Linked DNA regions of Mus musculus: region 2 is linked to region 1. Evidence: chromatin loops called from intact Hi-C (ENCODE). Cell type or tissue: left cerebral cortex. All regions are shown on one strand. Links, peaks and the distances in the headings refer to the core of each region. The heading gives the core; the rest is flanking DNA.

What was found. Peaks named below come from ENCODE experiments on the same cell type or tissue, not always from the same donor. Only the 100,000 strongest peaks of a DNase experiment are listed, where the experiment ranks them.
Region 2: it touches region 1 in a loop (2.1-fold over the local background); 2 of 42 quality-filtered maps call a loop at or near these places.

The regions. Positions count from the first base shown.
Region 1 is chr11:60,246,758-60,256,006 of GRCm38, reverse strand. Tom1l2 (target of myb1-like 2 (chicken)) reads left to right here. Exons shown (of 15, transcript NM_153080.3): 8 at 6,943-7,076. It overlaps Gm38501 (a long non-coding RNA gene), which reads left to right. Exons shown (of 2, transcript XR_388700.2): 1 at 1-76; 2 at 1,191-1,346. Among named protein-coding and RNA genes, the nearest start is that of Gm38501, 7.5 kb to the left of the region's middle. In left cerebral cortex, for the core only: CTCF peaks have their summits at 1,721, 1,920, 4,580 (motif pointing left) and 5,708; DNase peaks (open chromatin) are centred at 4,565, 6,907, 7,166, 7,641 and 1 more place; H3K27ac peaks cover 1,034 bases.
Region 2 is chr11:60,392,032-60,401,280 of GRCm38, reverse strand. Drc3 (dynein regulatory complex subunit 3) reads right to left here. Exons shown (of 14, transcript NM_029044.2): 13 at 7,453-7,584; 14 at 6,948-7,156. The coding sequence ends at 7,043. It overlaps Atpaf2 (ATP synthase mitochondrial F1 complex assembly factor 2), which reads left to right. Exons shown (of 8, transcript NM_145427.3): 8 at 1-657. Among named protein-coding and RNA genes, the nearest start is that of Atpaf2, 20 kb to the left of the region's middle. In left cerebral cortex, for the core only: no CTCF peak of the experiment used is centred there; DNase peaks (open chromatin) are centred at 3,904 and 4,468; H3K27ac peaks cover 1,497 bases.

The sequences.
Region 1 (9,249 bases), core at 740-8,739:
AAAGTGACTTGTACCTGAGGAAAGGCCAAGACCAATAACACGTAGTGCTGTCAGCTTTGCTGGAGGCCCCAAGGAGGTAAGATGTTGGAAGAGGACTCTCAGCACCTCCCAGGGTAGATGTCAGTCAGATCCTCTACTTTCTGAGTTGAGCAATATCTTCCAGACAGCTATTCCAACTCAACACCTGTGCCCAGAGTCCCTCTCCAGAGTCTTGGATCAGTTATTTTTTCACAGCCCAGTGACAGGCTGTTCTGGCTGTCATAAAAGCACTATTTGTTTCCAGAAGCCAACTAGGTTAGCCTCTGAGCACAGCAGGGCAGACAACGTACAAATGGCCAGATGCACATCTGGAAGGCTGCGGGTAAGGCACGGCCCTTCCTGTGCCTGGATCTCCTTCCTTGGTGCCTGGAGTGATTGCTTTTACTGTGAACTTGGCTGTCACAGGGCATGTCCTCTGTGAATCATAGCTTCTTAACTATTGTTAAAAAGCCCCTCTGGACACTGAACCCAAGTCTGTTCCCTGTAGCTTTAATATGGTCTGTGCTAGACAAAAGCACAAAGAAAATGCCTTACCCACGTGGGTAGAGCCTTGGGTATCCAAGGACTGCTGTAAGCCCTACCTACTGGCCGGTGTCCATGCTGGTGACATGCCTCTTGTATAGTAACAGGCAGCCCACCACAGGAGGCAGGTATTGTCAAACCCGCTGCCATCCAGTACCTTTTGTTTTGTGTTTTTTTATTTTGAGACAGTCTTACCACAACTATGGCTGCCCTGGAACTCTCTATGTTGAGTATGCTGACCTCAAATTCAGAGACATGCCTGACTCTACCTCCCGAGTCTTAGTATTAAAGTGTATGTCACCCCTGGCATGGCGTGCCACCTGCATCTCACATATACATACACGTGGTTGAGCCCTGGAGTGCAAAGCTGTCGTTTTCCTTCCTAAAGTACATGCCCTCGGCCAAAACAGACTATGTTTTACTGGGATCTAATTGAGCCTTTGCAGTGATGGATATTGTATAGGTCTCTATCAGATGGAAAGAGCCCTCTCTGTGCTGTTTTTTGAGTACCTTGTGGCCATCCCTGCTCACTTTGTGCATCTCATTTCAACAAAGAGAGTGGCCAAGATATTCTTCCCAGAAAAAATCTAGCGTATCCCACACCTCATGCTCTCCCTTCTCTCTTTCAGTGGACCTTCCCTCCTCCCCGTCCCCTTTGCTGCTGCAACAGGACGAGTCTTCAGGACTGAATTCTCTGTTCCTTTGCCTTGAAAAGGGTTTAGAGGATAAAAAGATTATGTTGTGAGGTAGGGATGAAACTGTCTCTTGAAGGGAAGATAACTGCATCAGGGTTAACGAGGCAGCAAAGAGGGTATTTGATCCAGTGTTCTGACTGACGGCAGGCATTTGCAGAAGTGACTGGCTGCTGAGAACCAGAGATAGGAGGATGCCAGAGCGGAAGGCCTTGGCACTGAAGGAATTCCTGGCCCAGAGTCTGCATGGTGGAAAGAAAGACCTGCACAAGTTGCTGGCCTCTGGCCCAGGAGAGAATCAGTCACTGCTCCTCATGGTTAAGAATAGAGGGGGACTGAGGTATCTCCAACAGCCTTCTGTGATGGCGGTAGATGACACCAGGGAGGCCATGAGGGTGGTCGGCTGGCACAGAGTGGCACAAATCCCAAGGTTATGCTCCATCTCTTTTTCCTTTTCTTTTTAAACATGATTTTTTTAAACTTTTAATGATGTGCCTGTGTGAGGGTATGTGCATGTAAGTACAGACGAAGACCAGAAGGGGACACCATATCTCCTGGAGTTGGGAGTTATGTGGTTTTGAGCCACCCTTTGTGTGCTAAGAACTGAACTCGGGTTCCCTGCAACAGCAGTGCACATTTTAACCACTGAGCCATCTCTAAAGATGTATTATTTTACGTTATGCATATAAATGTTTTGTCTGTATGTCTGTTTCTCTTGTGTGCCTGGTACCAGCAGAGGTCAGGAGAGGGTGTCATGTCCCCTGGACCTGGAGTTACAGGCAATTGGGAGCCATAAGTAAATGCATGTTGTTCTTTAGAATTAGAATGCACCACTGAATCATGACACATGAATTTTAGATTGCTAATATATCCTTTGTAATGATTTCATTTTACATATATGGGATTTCATCTCTTTTTTACCCTTTTTTGAGACACTGGTTTAAAAGTTGAAGTCAGGAAATGTGCAGAGACCATGAGTCAGAAGGCTGGAATGTGTGAGCCTGTCCCTGGGCAGAGTGCTTGTGACAGCCCTGGAGGAGTCTTCCACAGTGTGGCCTGTGAGACTCTGGAGAGAGGTTTCCCTTCCTATAACCCTGGCAGGAGGAGTGGTGAGAGAGGCAGCAAATGCGGTCAAAGCAGGTGCTTCTTGTGTTAGTGTCTGAGCGCACTTGTCTGTTCTTTCCTTCAGCAGGCCTCTAGCATTTTCCTAATGGGCTTGAAAGTAATGGAAGTCTTCCTCCAACTCTGCAGAGGTCTGGGATCAGACCTATGAGTATGGAGAATATCTCTAGCCATTCCTGCGTGCGCTGCTGCTGCTGCTGCTTAGTCCTCAGCATCCTTTCTGGGTGGGGCTCTGTGGTGGAAGCCATCACAGCCTTGCTCTCTTCCTTTGTAGGTGGGACCCTGATGCTTTAAGAGCTGCAGCCATGAGTTTTGGTTAGTTGCTTGGTTTTGATTTTGCCGAGAGACAGCATTGCATTATGCTGTCTTGTATGGCCTCTCACTTGCAACCCACCTGCCTCAGCCTCCTGAGATCATAAGCATATACCACAATGCCTAACACTGCAGTGTCTAAGACACTCTGCAGTGTGCCGCATGGCTCTTCTGTGAATCTAGGATCTGAATCTAACAGCTACTCTTTGGAGCAGAGCAAGCTAGTCGTTACTTGAAGGCTCTGCTATAAGAGCTGTACTGACAGTGAGAGGCAGCAGATGCAGTCCAGGTCTGGAATGCTGTGTGAGCTCTGTGAAGGGAGGGTCTGCCAGGATCTCTAGAAAACATTCTGAGTGGGCAGGGAGGTGAATATGTGGGAGTTACATGGCAAAGCTGACACTGTAAAATTTAAGTGGTTGTACTTTTGTTATATATATATCCACATACATTTGTATATATGTATTTTTAAAATATATCTATTTTAGGTGTATGAGTGCTTTGTGTGTATTTATGTGTACCATATGAATAACTAAGGATCTTGAGAATTAAAGCTGGGCTCTACAAGAACAGCTAGTGCTCTTAACTGCTGATTCACCTCTCCAGCACCTGCATGGTGTGTTTGTTTGTTTGTTTGTTTGTTTGTTTTGAGATAAGGTCTCTATATATCTCTAGCTGTCCTGGAACTTGCTATATAGAGCTTGCTGCCTGGCCTCAAACTCGGAGAGATCTGCCTGCCTCCCTCCCGAGTGCTGGAAAGGTATGTGCCATGCCTAGCACTTTGCTATATTTTTGAAAATTTATATGATAACATACTGGGGTAGGGACACATCCTGGGGTCTGGAAGGATACGTTAGGAGTTTAATGAAAGGAAAGGACATTGTTGGCAGAGGGCCAGCCCCTTGCCATCCCTGAGCAGTGTGGTAAGTTCGTGAGGCCACCTCTCATCCATGTCTAAGACATGTTTGGAGATGACCGGTGGGCTCTAGAAGGTGATGCTCTAGAACTGTTTGCAGCAACATGCCATGTGCCCTCTGACTTGCAGGTCTTCCACCTTGCCATTGGCCTGTAGTTGGAATGAGAACTGACTGACTTTTTCCTTCTCTTTCTCCAACCAAGCCCCCAAGGATTGCTGCCTAGCCATAAGTATTAGAAAGGGTCCTGCTTTCCTGCCCTGGGCCTTTGTGGTGGACTTTGCCTTTGTTGGAGAGCCTCTTCCAGGGACCATACTTCCTTCTCCAAATCTAGGGTAGGAATTTTTGGAGAGCCAAGAGGAGGGGTCTGTTCTGTTCAGAGAAGCAGGCCCAGACACTGGCGTTCCTTGTGTGGTGCTGTTCTGGCAGGGCAGACAGGATGACAGGCCCTGCAAGGGTCAGATCCAGGGCGGAAGGAGGCTCAAAGGATCTTTTGTTCAGGTAAATACCAGACTCTCAGCTACCTAAGTGCAAGTCTCTCCTGGCCTGTGTTTGAGTGCTTCCAGGGTGATCCATTTAGGCCAGACCTTGATCCTTAGTAGGCGTTATGGAACTCTGAGGCTGAGCACTATGGGAAGAGAGAGCAGTCAGGCCTAGGACACACATGTCATAGCATTGAGAGCTGAAGCACTGAGTGGGTAGAGGGCCACCTGCCTTGTGTACTCATTCTCTAGGGAGCATTGGAAAATGCTGCTACATGTTGTCCTTGGTGGTGAGAAGATGGGAAGAGAGGTCTCCTAGCCAGGACAGTAGGATGATGAGACAAAAAGAGGCAAAGATTGCCTGTGCTTGCTGTGACTAGATCTGGTAGTCTATAAGACCTATCTGCAGACTGAGGCGGTGCTGAGGTGGAGCTATGAGAAGTTTGGCCAGCTTTAGTGTCTGTTCCCATATCTAACTGGATTATTAGCTCCCCCCAGTGTCCAGGAACAGTATTTCACTTCTGCCTCGACCCTGATGGCCTACAGGAAGGCTGAGGGGCCAGCCTGACCAGCCTGCCATGTTTCCTCTGTAGTATCCTTAGTTTGACATACAACAGGGCAGGTCCCTAGCGAGTGCTTAAGGCTCTCTGCAAACAAGATCCTAGCTAGGAGCTTGCTCTGGGGCAAGAGGGCTCCTATAAACCAGCGTGTGAGGTACAGGGTCTGTCTTAAGGGGATGCTGCTCTGAAGAGTTGAGAGAGCTCCTGTGGTGGCTGAGGGTTGCAGGTGCAGCTTTGGCCAACAGAGAACTCTGTGAGAACTGTGGTGCTTCTGAGATCCTAGCAACTTAACAGATGTGCCACTGTAAATTACATGACGCTGTCATAAGATCCAGTCCTGCCATTGCTGGCAATGCAAGCAAACTGCCCCATTCGTGGAGGGCCTTTTATTCTGACCACCAATCTGTGTTCTAAATGTAATACTTTCACTAGAGAGATTCTATTTCTAAGGAGCTCATGCTATGCAAGTACTTGCCCAACTATGTAAGAATTGGCATAAGTATGAATTACATTGTTTGGGTTGGCCAAAGAAAAAGATTACCACAAGCCACGTACCCATCAGTAGCAGGTAGCAAGCTCTGTACAGTGTGAGATGCATGTGAAGAAGTGAGGCAGGCTGTACAAAGTCGTAGGCAAAGGAGCCTAGGAGATTTTGTTGAAGAGAAGCAAGCACAAAGCATCATGCTTTTCTATCTTAAAAATAATTTGTACTGGGCCTAAGAGATAGCTCAGCAGTTGGGAGCACTGACTACTCTTGCAGAGGACTCGGGTTTGATTGCCAGCACCCACATTGTGCAGTCCACAGCTGCCTGTGACTCTAATTCCCGGGGACCTGACACAGTCTTCCAGCTTCCACCAGCACCTGCGTGCAGGTGGTGCACAAGCATCCTCTCAGGCACACACACATAAAGAGAACGCTTTTAAAAGGATTTGTAGTTAGCTGTTGAAGTCATCCAACCCCTGTGCAGTGACAGTTCTGGAATTTTGTTTTCTTTAAAAACACAGAGGTGATGGAGAGATGGCTCAGAGGTTAAGAGCACTGACTGCTCTTCCAAAGGCCCTGAGTTCAGTTCCCAGCAACCACATGGTGGCTCACAACCATCCGTGGTGATATCTGATGCCCTCTTCTGGAGTGTCTAAAGAAAGCAATAGTGTATTTACATATAATGAATAAATAAAACTTAAAAAAAAAACACAGAAACATTATAAGAGAGTATTTTTGTTTTAATCCCAGGTGTGGGATATGAGGCTGCTCCACACTGACCACAGCAGCTGACTATGATTTGTCTTGTGCTCCAGCAGAGGGGTGGTTTTGACAGCTGCAGATGATTCTGTGACTGTGTGATGTTTGGAATTCTGGGAACTTTTCAGAGGCTCTATAATGATAGAGCCCTGAGATGTTGGTTGGTTGTTGGTAGTCGTTCAGGGGGATTGGTTGCAGGGTTTTTTTTGTTTCTTTGTTTTTTTGGTTTTTGGTGGGTTTTTTTTGTTTTTTTGTTTTTTGTTTTTTAGACAGGGTTTCTCTGTGTAGCCCTGGCTGTTCTGGAACTCACTCTGTAGACCAGACTGGCCTCGAACTCAGAAATCCACCTGCCTCTGCCTCCCAAGTGCTGGGATTAAAAGTGTGTGCCACCACTGCCCAGCTGTGTGGTGCAACCTTAACACTAGAGAGTGATGGTTTAACTTTATAACTCAAATCAAACACAGGCGAAAGCTTAACTGACAAAGACAAAGCAAAATGGTTGTTATGGTATTATTTCAGCCATCCAAAGCTTTTTTCTGTATGTGATGGTTTAATTAATTGTTTTGTTTTTAGTGGAATTATAGGAATATATCTGCTTAAATAGCCTTACTAAATTGTATCTTTATAGGTATCCCATATTGATTTCCAAATTTATTTGCATTAAATATTCTTTTTAAAAATGACTTGTACTAACATACTTGTGTATGCTCAGAGGTGTGTGTGTGTATGTGTGTGTGTGCACGTGTGAGTGTGCATCTCTGTGTGTGTGTCTGGGTATCTGTGTGAATGCGTGCATGTGTGTGTCCGTCATTGTGTGTGTGTGTGTGTGTGTGTGTGTGTGTGTGGTTGCACATGCTCGCAAGCCTACAGAACTACTTGCTTCCTCTGAGGCAGGAGAGGAGGAAGCTGTTAACTTCACATTCTGCACACGCCTGATTTTATGAACAAGCATGTACTCCTTCTGTGACTTTCAAGAAACAGTGCAAATCCTTTCAAAGGCAGTGGAATGTGAGAAAAGCATTCCCAGCAGGCCCTGCCAGAAGTGCATATGTTCCCTAGGAATTGAACAGGACCTGCCGAGCCATGCAGCACCGCATAGTGGAGCTCATCTCCCGAGTGTCCAATGAGGAGGTCACCGAGGAGCTGCTGCACGTCAACGATGACCTCAACAATGTCTTCCTCCGCTATGAGAGGTGGGGCAAAGTCCTCGGGGTCTTCTCCTTGAGAAGATGATTGGTGTATCAGAGGAAGTTCATTCATAAACAAAGCAGGGAGAGGAGCCTGGGAGCCTGGGAGGTGTTAGAGGTGGGGAGTAGTCATCAGAGATGCTCATTTGCTCTTGGATGACAGAAAAAGTGCTTCTTGTTCTCCAGAGAACAGAAGAGCAGGCAGCTGACTGCAGCCTCCACCTCTGCTCCCTGTGAGTCCCAGGGAGGGCTGAGACAGGGTTTGCACCTGCTCCTTTGATGATCCTTTGAATTTGAAAAGGACTGGGGGAGGGGAACCTTTACTAAAGAACAGGATTTCCTCTATTTCTAGTCTTGAAAAAAGATCATTCCCTTTGTAAATGTCAGTACTTCTGGGGTATTGAGTGAAGTAGGCTGGATGTGAGCACTGTTTCTCTGGGGAAACACACTTTTCTTCACTTCTTCCTGCAGCCAAACCACTTAAAGTGATAAACTTGAACCCTCTTTTTTCTTCCCGAAGCCTCCCACAGGACAAAGTTGGTTTTTTTTTTTTGGTTTCTTCTGGACCTAGCTTTACGTGGGTAGTGTGGAAAACTGCTCCCATCTGTACCGATTTAGGCACTTCCCAATTGGCCCAGGGTTGTGGCTTGCTTTGACTCTAGGCCAGCCTTCTCCATTAAAGGAGCCTGACAGCAGTGTGAGCCCCTTGGAGGCTGTAGCCACTCACTCTGCTGACTGGCAGGTTTCTGTATAAGTTTGTCAGAGGACAGTGCTATGACATAAGTAAGAACAGAACACAGGCACTGTTTGCTTTGGAGGCTCTCTAACCCAGTAGTTCCATGTAACCCTTCACTGGAGATGTACAGCAGGAAATAATGTGTGATGTGTGACTGCTGCCCATAAGCCCATTGGGCTGCATTACAAAGATGTCAGAAGCACCTCTGCAACACACACACACACACACACACACACACACACACACACACACGTGTCTCAGACTGGCCTTGAACTCTTGACCTTCCTGCCCCAGTCTCTCCCCAAATGCTCAGATTACAGTTACCCACCACCATGCCCATGTAGTCTTTCTAGTTCTCTTTTTGTTTTGTTTTTGTTTTATTTATTTTTTTCAATACCTCCTTTGACTCCGCCCAGTCCCCACCCCCTCTCCCTCAGATCCATTCCTTCCTCCTCTGTCCCTTCAGAAAAGAGCAGGTCTCCCAGGGATATCAACTGAGTTCAGCATATAAGGTGGGATAAGACTCGACACAAACCCTCATACCAAGGTGAGGAGGAGGAGAGGTGTCCCAAGAGCAGGCCAAAGAGTCAGAGACACCACCCCCTACTCCTACTGTTAGGAGTCCAGCTAAAACACCAAGTTAACACCATAACATACAGACAGAGGACCTAGCACAGACCCACACAGAGGACCTAGCACAGACCCACACAGAGGACCTAGCACAGACCCACGCAGAGGACCTAGCACAGACACATGCAGAGGACCTAGCACAGACACACGCAGAGGACCTAGCACAGACCCATGCAGAGAACCTAGCACAGATTCACATAGAGGACCTAGCACAGGCCCATGCAGAGGACCTAGCACAGACCCACGCAGAGGACCTAGCACAGACACATGCAGAGGACCTAGCACAGACCCACGCAGAGGACCTAGCACAGACCCATGCAGAGGACCTAGCACAGACCCACGCAGAGGACCTAGCACAGACCCACGCAGAGGACCTAGCACAGACCCACGCAGAGGACCTAGCACAGACCCACGCAGAGGACCTAGCACAGACCCATGCAGAGGACCTAGCACAGACTCACATAGAGGACCTGTGGGACTTGTTCTGGTGTCCTTCACTCCTCTGGCTCCTGCAAATCTTGTGGGAGGTTTTGTTGATGTTGTTGTTGTGTTTGTTTATTTGTTTGTTTGTTTTTAAAACAGGATCTCTCTATGTAGTCCTGGCTGTCCTGGCACAAACTTTGTAGAACAGGCGGGCCTTGAACTCATAAAGATCTCCTGCCTGTACCTCCTAAGTGCTAGGATTAAAGGCATGTGTCACTATCCCTGACCTATAAAAACAAACAAACAAATAAATAAACAAACAAATAAATGAAGGGTGCAGTCTCGGAGCTGCCATGGTTCACTTAGGTCTGCCCACCTTGAGTCAAGCCT
Region 2 (9,249 bases), core at 417-8,416, 150 kb before region 1:
TCCCTCAGCCCTATACCTGTGGGGCTCCCCAGCCTGTACCTGGGTCTTCCCTGACCTGTGTGGTTTGACCTTATAAAGAAGCATCCTGAGAAGCCCTGAAGACACAGTGTGCCTGACTTGAGGTCAGATAGCTTCCGATGCAGGCGCCCTTGGTCTGACCAGAAGTGAGGGAGGAAGACAAGTGGTATAGGGACTTTCTCTTGACCCTGATTTTATTAAATATTTTTTCATTCTGGAAATATATCAAGCCTCATTTTTATTTGAGCCTTGGCATTTCTCCATTCTTTTTGTTTTATCTGAGCTCTGTCACCATTATTACATCTGCTACTAATGGCTAGGAACCTCATGGGGAGGGCAGGAAAAGCACATCGCCACATGCAAGCCTTTTCCTGAAGGCCTTCCACACCCCACACCCCATACTCCCTGGCTTTTCATCAAATGATCTTTTAAAAGTGAATCTTTGGAGGGCTGGAGAGATGGCTCAGCGGTTACGAGCACTGACTGCTCTTCTCAAGGTCGTGAGTTCAATTCCCAGCAGCCACATGGTGGCTCACAACCATCTGTAACAAGATCTGGGGCCCTCTTCTGGTGTGTCTGAAGACAGCTACAGTGTACTTACATATAATAAATAAATAAATCTTTTAAAAAAAAAGTGAATCTTTGGTCTAAGCAGTTACTTATTGTTTGTTCTTCCTATTCTTTAAAAAAAATTTTTTTTACTCTTAAAAATATGTTGTTTCGGGCTGAAGAAATGGCTCAGCAGTTAGGAGCACTGACTGCTCTTCCAGAGGTCCTGAGTTCAATTCCCAGCAACCAGATGGTGGCTCACAACCATCTATAATGGGATCTGATGCCCTCTTCTGGTGTGTCTGAAGAAAGCAATGGTGTGCTCATATACATAAAATAAATCTTTAAAAATAAATAAGATAAATAAATGTGCCGCCACAGCCAGCTTTTTTTTTTTTTTTTTTAAATATGTTGTTTCTGGGTTAAATGCAAAAGTTGTCCTGGCCTGGTTACTACTGACGTGCTATGTCCTGCATGGGATATTGCAATGGTGTCTCCTCGTATTGTAGAATTATGTCCTCTGGATATGCCATGCCCACTGGTTTCTTAAGATCAGAGCAGCTATATTACCTACATAGGATTGGGCCATTAATATCCCTCATGGATGATGAGAGGGTTTGTCTGGTTGCCCCCTCCTCAAGACATGAGTAGTTAACGATTGTTGGAGTAAGTGGCCAGCTCTACTGCAAGTAAGCTTAAGATTCTCATTGGTTCTCCAGGATAGACTGGGTGGAATTGCTTTTTTGGTTTGTCATTATCTGGAGAGAGTAGTAGACTCCTTGGAAAGTCACGTTACTTGGTGCCCCAAGTATATGTAGACATGACAGAACCAAACATGAGCCTAAGAGGGGCATCTGCAGCTGAGACTGAGCCACCTGAGGTGGAGATCAGTCCTATGTGGCAGACATCCCCTATTGGTTTACAGTAGTATATTGGTATATAGTGGTCGTCGTGTGGCCCCTGCCAAGGGTAATAAGACCTACAGCTAAAGCGGAGACAGCCAAAGGTAGAGGCTCCTTGTATGTGTGGAGGACAGGGGATTACAGATGGCTATTGTCTTGTACATAATAAAGAGTGGCATGCCTCTTCCATGGATGGGGTCTGAGAGTACAGGAGATAGCCCCAAATGACTGATGGACTCATTGCAATCGCTGAACATGGTACCTATGTGAATTATTCCTAAACAGGCTGTGATAAGAGTTATGTGTGTTTTACTGTGAGACACGCAACTGAGCCTGAGTTGACTGCCCCAAAAAGTACTAGTGCCTGTATAAGGAAGAAGTCACAGTGGGAAAGTATGTCAGCCTTAGGACAGGTAGAGAAGGGAATGAAGCAGAAGTGATAGACAGTACCTTCAGATCAAATCAACACAGAGGAAGGAAAACCATGATTTAACATGATGGCCCCAATGGTCTAGCACAGGAAACTATTGTAATCAGGGAATACTCTTGACGTTTTTTCTTTTCCAGTATTTCTAGAAGGGTGATTATTAGTAAAGCAACAGTGACAGCAGCGCGGGACCAGACTCTGGGACACTATGCAAGATTAAGGACTTTGGAACTTACATACATGTACCAAATGTTTAATTAGATTTAAACTGAAATAATGAACTAATGAAAGATGAAAGGCATCAATAGCAAAAGTAAAACTTAATGGAAATAGTTAATAGTGCAGAGATGTCAAAAACAGAACACCAAGAGCATTTCAGGAGCAATACTAGTCAGAAAAAGATACTTCTGGAAGTAAATATTAACAGTGATTACTAACAACATAACAAGGAATTTAAATTTTTCTCAAAAATGGTTAAGTTTTGTGCTTTATGGCTGCTGCTGCTCCTCCTCTTCCTCCTTCATCTTCCTCCTCCTATTTCCTCCTCTTCCTCCTCCTTCTCCTTTTAGATAGTGTCTTACTGTATAGCCCAGATATAGAGCTATGTAGCTGGAATGATGTAGCTGAGTCTGGCCGTAAACTTGGAGTTGTCCTGCCTCAACTTCCTGAGTGTTAGGATTACAGGTGTGCATCACGATACCTGTCTCTGAGCTACTTGAATTGGGGGGAAATTTTAATTTTGTTGTTTTATGTGTATGTCTATTTTGTATGTATGTATGTGCACCATGTACTGGCCAGAAGAGGTCATTGGATTCCCTGGAAATGGAATTAGAAATGGTTGCGAGCTGCCATATTAGTGTTGAGAATCGAACCATGGTCCTTTAAAGTAGCAAGTGCTTTTAACTACTGAGCCCTCTTGTCAGTTCTTCAAAAAGAAAAACTGGTTTGCTTTGGTTTGTGGTTTTTGTTTTGTTTTTCAAGACAGTGTTTCTCTGTGTAGCTCTGGCTGCCTTGGAACTCACTCTGTTGACCAGGCTGGCCTCTAACTCAGGGATCTGAATGCTGAGATCCTGGTGAGGGAATTTTTCTTTTTCTTAATTAAATCATTTGAAATGGTAAAATCCAGCTAATTCAGCTTTTTGAGGTAGGAAGGTCCACCTTTAACCTGGGCCACTCCTCCTGCGAGTAGCCTATATAAAGGATGGGACAGAAGGAGTCTTGTTCTCTGCCTGGTTGCTCTCATAGCAAGTTCATTCCTTCACTGGCATTACAGCCTACTTCTTCAGGATTCCAGCATATACTGAAGACCAGTTGGATCATCCAGCCTTGTGGACTGAACAACTACTGGATTCTTGGACCTTCTGATGGTAGAGAGCCATTGTGAGATAAGCTGGACTACAGCCTGTAAACCACTCTAATACCTGCTCATCCCCCTACTCAAGCATTCCTCTAGAGAGCCCTGACTGATACAGCAAGACTCCCGTAGAGGTGGAACTTTAAGTCAAAACTGCCAAGTCTGAGCTCATGAGGCTCTAGAAGACATTAAAGCTTGAGCAACAGCTCTCAGAAGACAGCTGGGCAGCACAGGCAAAGATTGAGCCTGTCTCCCCTATCCTATCCCCAAAGTAAGCTGCGTACATTTCTTTCTTACAAGAACATATATTGGGTATGGAGATGTTTGCCCTGCCCTTGAGTAGCCAGGTATGGCTAAGGAGAGGTAGACGCCACCAGGGTGCTGGCTAAAAGTGTGATAGACCTGGGAAGCCAGATGGAGAGGCTGGTATAACAGATGAGCATGGCCCTGCTCCCCTTGGTCCTTTGAGTTCACTGTTTTGGAGAGAGGTGTGTTGGGCCCAGGATGAGGAGACATGAAGGCTTATGGATGGCAGAGAGCTAAATACCACAGTGCCTCCCACAGCACCACTGTGGGACCCTTTCATGCTGTTTTGGACCAGCTAAGTTTTTAGTATCCTTAGCTGCTGACTCCCTCGTCCAGTTGGCACTGGTTCGGAACAGATGGTGGTGGGCCTTCAGAGAACCTGCCCACTCTATAAAAAGGATCTACCACATAATGTTAATTTCTGAGATGTTTACAGATTTAGAAATGTATCTGAAGGACATGCAAATGTACTTAAGAGGCACACACATGGGAAATCAGCCCATGCAGGGGTCAGGGGACATCTGTGAACAGTGTGGAGAATTTTGTACTTAGGTAAGGCACAAGTGCCACCAAGTGTAGTGGCTGAGAACTTCCTACAACAGCCTGTGTCTATATAGAAAAAAACAAAACAGGAGCAACACCAGACATGATGCTGCACGCCCTTTAATCCCAGCACTTGGGAGGCAGAGGCAACATCTCTGAGTTTGAAGCCAGCCTGGTCTACAGAGTTAGTTCCAGGTCAGCCAGGGCTAATACATAGTGAGACCCTGTCTCAAACAAACAAAACCCCCAAATACAAGAGTGTCAACTCAGAAGGCACCTTTGTGAGTAAGAGAAGGCACAGCCAGAAGACATAAGGTTGTTGAATAAGAATTCCAGGGCCGGGGTGGGCTACCTCCCCGAGTTGTTTGTGGGGGAGGTTTCTTAGGCACACACACAGTATACACAGTTCCCACTGCTGTTGGCGGCATGCCAGAACTGGAAGCTCCTTCCCGACTGGCTCATGCTGGCTGGAGCACTGAGCAGGCTGCAAGGGGAGAATTCTCATCAAGGGTCCTGCTCAGCTGTGGGCCTCATGTCTTAGGCTGTCAGCATGACATCCATGCAAGATCCCCACAGGTGCAATAGTGGCAGGATACACGGGTACAAAAAACTACGTTCCATTTGGATTGAAGACCCACTCCACAGTGGGGACTGTCTTAGTCAGGGTTTCTATTCCTGCACAAACATCATGACCAAGACGCAAGTTGGGGAGGAAAGGGTTTATTCGGCTTACACTTCCACATTGCTGTTCATCACCAAGGAAGTCAGGACTGGAACTCAAGCAGGTCAGAAAGCAGGAGCTGATGCAGAGGCCATGGAGGGATGTTCTTTACTGGCTTGCTTCACCTGGCTTGCTCACCCTGCTCTCTTATAGAACCAAGACTACCAGCCCAGAGATGATCCCACCCACAAGGGGCCTTTCCCCCTTGATCACTAATTGAGAAAATGCCTTACAGTTGGATCTCATGGAGGCATTTCCTCAACTGAAGCTCCTTTCTCTGTGAACTCCAGCTGTGTCAAGTTGACACAAAACTAGCCAGTACAGGGACCCATGCCAGGACAAAATCTGTGTTAAAGGAGGGCATAGGTTTTAGTGGAGAAGCTATTGTTTTCTTGTTAAATGTATATTATTTGACTAACAAAATATGTACACTCCCTCTGGGTCTTTCATTCTTGCTCTTTCTCTCTACCCTACCTGTGTCTCCAGTCCTTTTTTATTTTTATTTATTTATTTAGACGGTATTTCTAACCCAGGCTTGTCTTAAATTCACTATATGACTGAAGATTAATGATATGACCTTGAACTTCTGATCTTCCTGGGATTACAGGTATGTGCCTGCCTTAGGGTTTTACCGTTGTGAGCAGACACCATGACCAAGACCAGTCTTATAAAGACAACATTTAGCTGGGGCTGGCTTACAGGTTCAGAGGTTCAGTCCACTGTCATCAAGGAAGGAGCATGGCAGCGTTCAGGCAAGCATTATGCAGGAAGAGTCAAGAGTTCTACACCTTATTCCGAAGACAAACAGAAGAAGACTGGCTTCCAGGCAGCTAGGAAGAAGGTCTGAAAGCCCATGCCCACAGTTACACACCTACTCCAAGGCCATACCACCAAGTGGTACCACTCCTTGAGCCAAACATATTCAGATCACTACAGTGCCCCAGTCTGGTTTTCAAATTGGTTTCTAATATTTGTGCTTATGCCCAGAGGTTTTTGCTGTGATTGGCGTTAGTCAGCAATGCTTCTTTTTGTATTAAAGTGGTGGCTACTGTAGAGACACACCTGCCTAAACTACTGAGAACAAGTAAATATTGAGGCGTAGCAGCCAGTGCTCAGTCCTAAATGGATGAAAATAACTATGCATCTCTAGCAGTCAGCCTCACCAAAGTGCAGGGAGCACTGTAGAAGAGGCAGACGACAGAGCAGAGAATGTGGAACTCTTGTCCTCTAGGCATGGCATAGCCATTGCCATCTGGGAATCAGCAGCTATGATCATCTGCAAGAGTCCCTCACACGTCTGGCCCAACAACAATTCCCTCATGGGAAGAGACAAGAGCCATTAAGGCTGCTGTCCTCCCCAGGGGTGTACATAAGTAGTTACCAGTTGCTAGAGGGAAGGCAAGATTCTGCCAGCAGATTGCTCACATTCTGTAAGTAGTCCTAATTAAGCCCATTGGCCATCATGCTAGACTTGGATGGAAGTATTTCTCTGGTCTGTTGTCCTACCCGAGGAAGGTAGAAATAGACTCCCCAGGAGAAGTCACCCAGTATCCCTAAAAGCCTGTGTGTCAAAGGCCAATGCCCCTGGGTCTTGCTATTGGGTGGCAGAGCCTCATGGAAGATCTTTGGGTCATTGTGGATGTGCTATCAAAGGAGATTCTGAGACACACACACACACACACCCCAATCCTTCCTCTTCATCTCACTTCTTGGCTGTGAAGTGGATCATTTTGCTCTGTGTGCGCCTGCCATGATGGTACCAACTGATCATGGACTGGACCCTATGCAACTAAGATCAAGAATAAACTCTATAAGGTGATTGCGAATGGAGTCTGTTACCGTGATGGGAAGACATGCACATGTGTGTTTCCACTCATCTTCCACATGGGCGCATGGGAGCTTCAGCTTCTTGCTTCCCTGGTCCTCAGCATCCAGAGTTGGGAAAGATAATGCCTGCAGCTCATGACGGCCACAGCCAGCAGAAGAGCACTAGCACGAGGTTAGTGTTCTGCCATAACCACGCCTCTAGCCGACTGCCAGCCACCCAGACGTGTGCATGTGGATGGTTTAGGACCTGCTCATACGTGATCTCCCTCTAAGAGAATACTGACACCAGACCTTTTCTCTATATAATTTTCTCTATATTGAGAATTATTACCAACAGTGTTGAGAGAGGGGTGAACGAAAAAAATCCCATAACTCTCAGGGGCAATGGCTGACACCTAATCTATAATGTCTCCACATTCCAGGTTGTCCAGTTCACTCTGCATGTGGTCGACGAATTGATTGATCTCCTTCACTCGCTTACGGTTCCTCATGATCTCATCTTTGTGAATCTGGGGAACGAAAGGAAAACCAGAGCGCAGTGCCTATGATAGCTGACATCATTTACTGAGGCCCAAGAGACAGAGGGAATATGTTTACCTCACAGCCCCACCCCTGACATGCACTGCTGGTCTCTCTCTGAGGCAGGGGTTACAGATACAATGAGGAATGACTGGACCATACCACCTGCATTGCAGAATTCTACAACCCTTACCTCTGTTTCTTTTCTCTACTTCGTTTCTCATGAAAAATAGCACTGGAGAAAACTCAAGCCGACCAGCCAGGTGGCTTGGCATTCGTCACTCACCTTGTCTACTAGATGTGCACACCAAGAGTTGATTCCAGTCACCAGCTCATCTTCTCGGTTGTCAATCTTCAGGAGGTGGATGTCATGTGATGCCCCAACGGCATTAACAATTGTGTCTTTGTCAACAAAAAGCTGGAAAAGTGAGACGGTCCAAATGAGATCGTGTGTGTTATTATGTCCCTAGCACAAAGAAGCCCCTGGGAGTTCCCAGACTGTGGGACACACTTAGCAGAGAGCCCATACTCTATCAGTCACTTTGTGCCAGCTCATTAGATGACAGCCTGCTCCCCAACCTGAGCTGTGGCAGGTGCCGTGCTGCAGTCCCCATTAAAAGCGTGTTTTTCTCCAGGGAGATGGCAGGTGGCTAGCCAAGGCAGCCTTACTAGGGATATCAGTTGTCACAAGCCTCTTTCTAGGTAGTCCTAAACCTCTGCCCAGTCCCGTCTGGCTGAGGGTCTCCATCCGGCTGCTCTAACCCTGGGCCCTGTAAGCTGATAGGTGTCCATCTCCTATATGTCTCTGCTACTTCTCCCATAAACAGAATCAAGCTTTGGTTCCACTGGGGTCTGGTTTCCCTCGGCTTGTTCCTGGCACTGTTTGGTCCTTATAGAGAGCTAGTACAACTCTTCACCTTATAGTGAGCCTGGCAGGCTCTAGATGCAGACTCTGGCTGGAATGGGGGAAATGCAGCCCAGTCATTGTCAGGGGCAAGGGAAGCTTGCTTGAGGGTCTGAGGAAGCAGTGCTCCATTCTGAGCCCAAGTTACTTGGAAACAAAAAATGACAAAGGACTTGCGTGTCCTCTGTTGAGAAACTGCAGGTAGAGCGTACATGGGGAGCACCACTTCTCTGAGGTGCACAGGGGTTCAGGTTTTGCAGGGTTTGACTTTTGAATATCTGCATTGTCTTTTTATAACACAAACACAAAACAGAAAAATCTGAAATCCCAATGCACTAAAATCTGTTTGGATTTTTGGGTCAGAGAGAGATACACAACAGTACTTTCTTTGTTTTGCTTCATTTTTCATAGCATCAGTTAGCCTAATACCCTCTAAAAATATGTTCTGTCTGATTCTGAAATGTTAGTGTTCCTACACAAGGAAAGATTTTTTTGATCAAATACATCCAGGCTCCCAAAGTATGATTCGTGGGGCAACAGGGTGTCCTGAATGCTGTACAAAGTTCTGTGGGCAACAGATTTTCTCTCTCTTGCCTTCTCTCTCTTCAACTTACTGGCCACAGACTCTGTATGTTAGTTTGCCACAGAATGTCATGTGAGAAAAGCCAGGCTATGTGGGCAATGGATTAGCACAGTCACCATAGAAATGACAGGAAGCCATTCAGGTCCTTCCAACTCTAGGCAGCAGGCTCAGGCTCTGGGAAGGATCAGAAGATGAAAACCTGACCTACTGGGTGCTCAGGAGAAAGTGTCCCGAGGCCTAGTAACAGGTGTCTTTTATTTTTGAACCTTTATCTTTAAAGTATATTTAAACAAGACACAAAGATAATATGAGTTTTCCCATAAACTCTGCCTCCTTATTACATGTTATATAGTAAATAACATTATACACAAATTAAGAGTCTGCATAACTGAACACTAGTTCATAATATGGTGCACAGGCATGAAGCTATGCAATATTTAAGCTTCAAATAGCTCAGGAAAGAACAAACTTTCTCATTAAGACTAGCACTTTAAAAGGGTCTGACCTTAAGTCTCAGCTAGAGTGTTTCACTGAAACCTTTCTTTGTTCAAGGAAGGATGCCAGTTGCCAGCATGAGAACACATCCACTTAGGCTA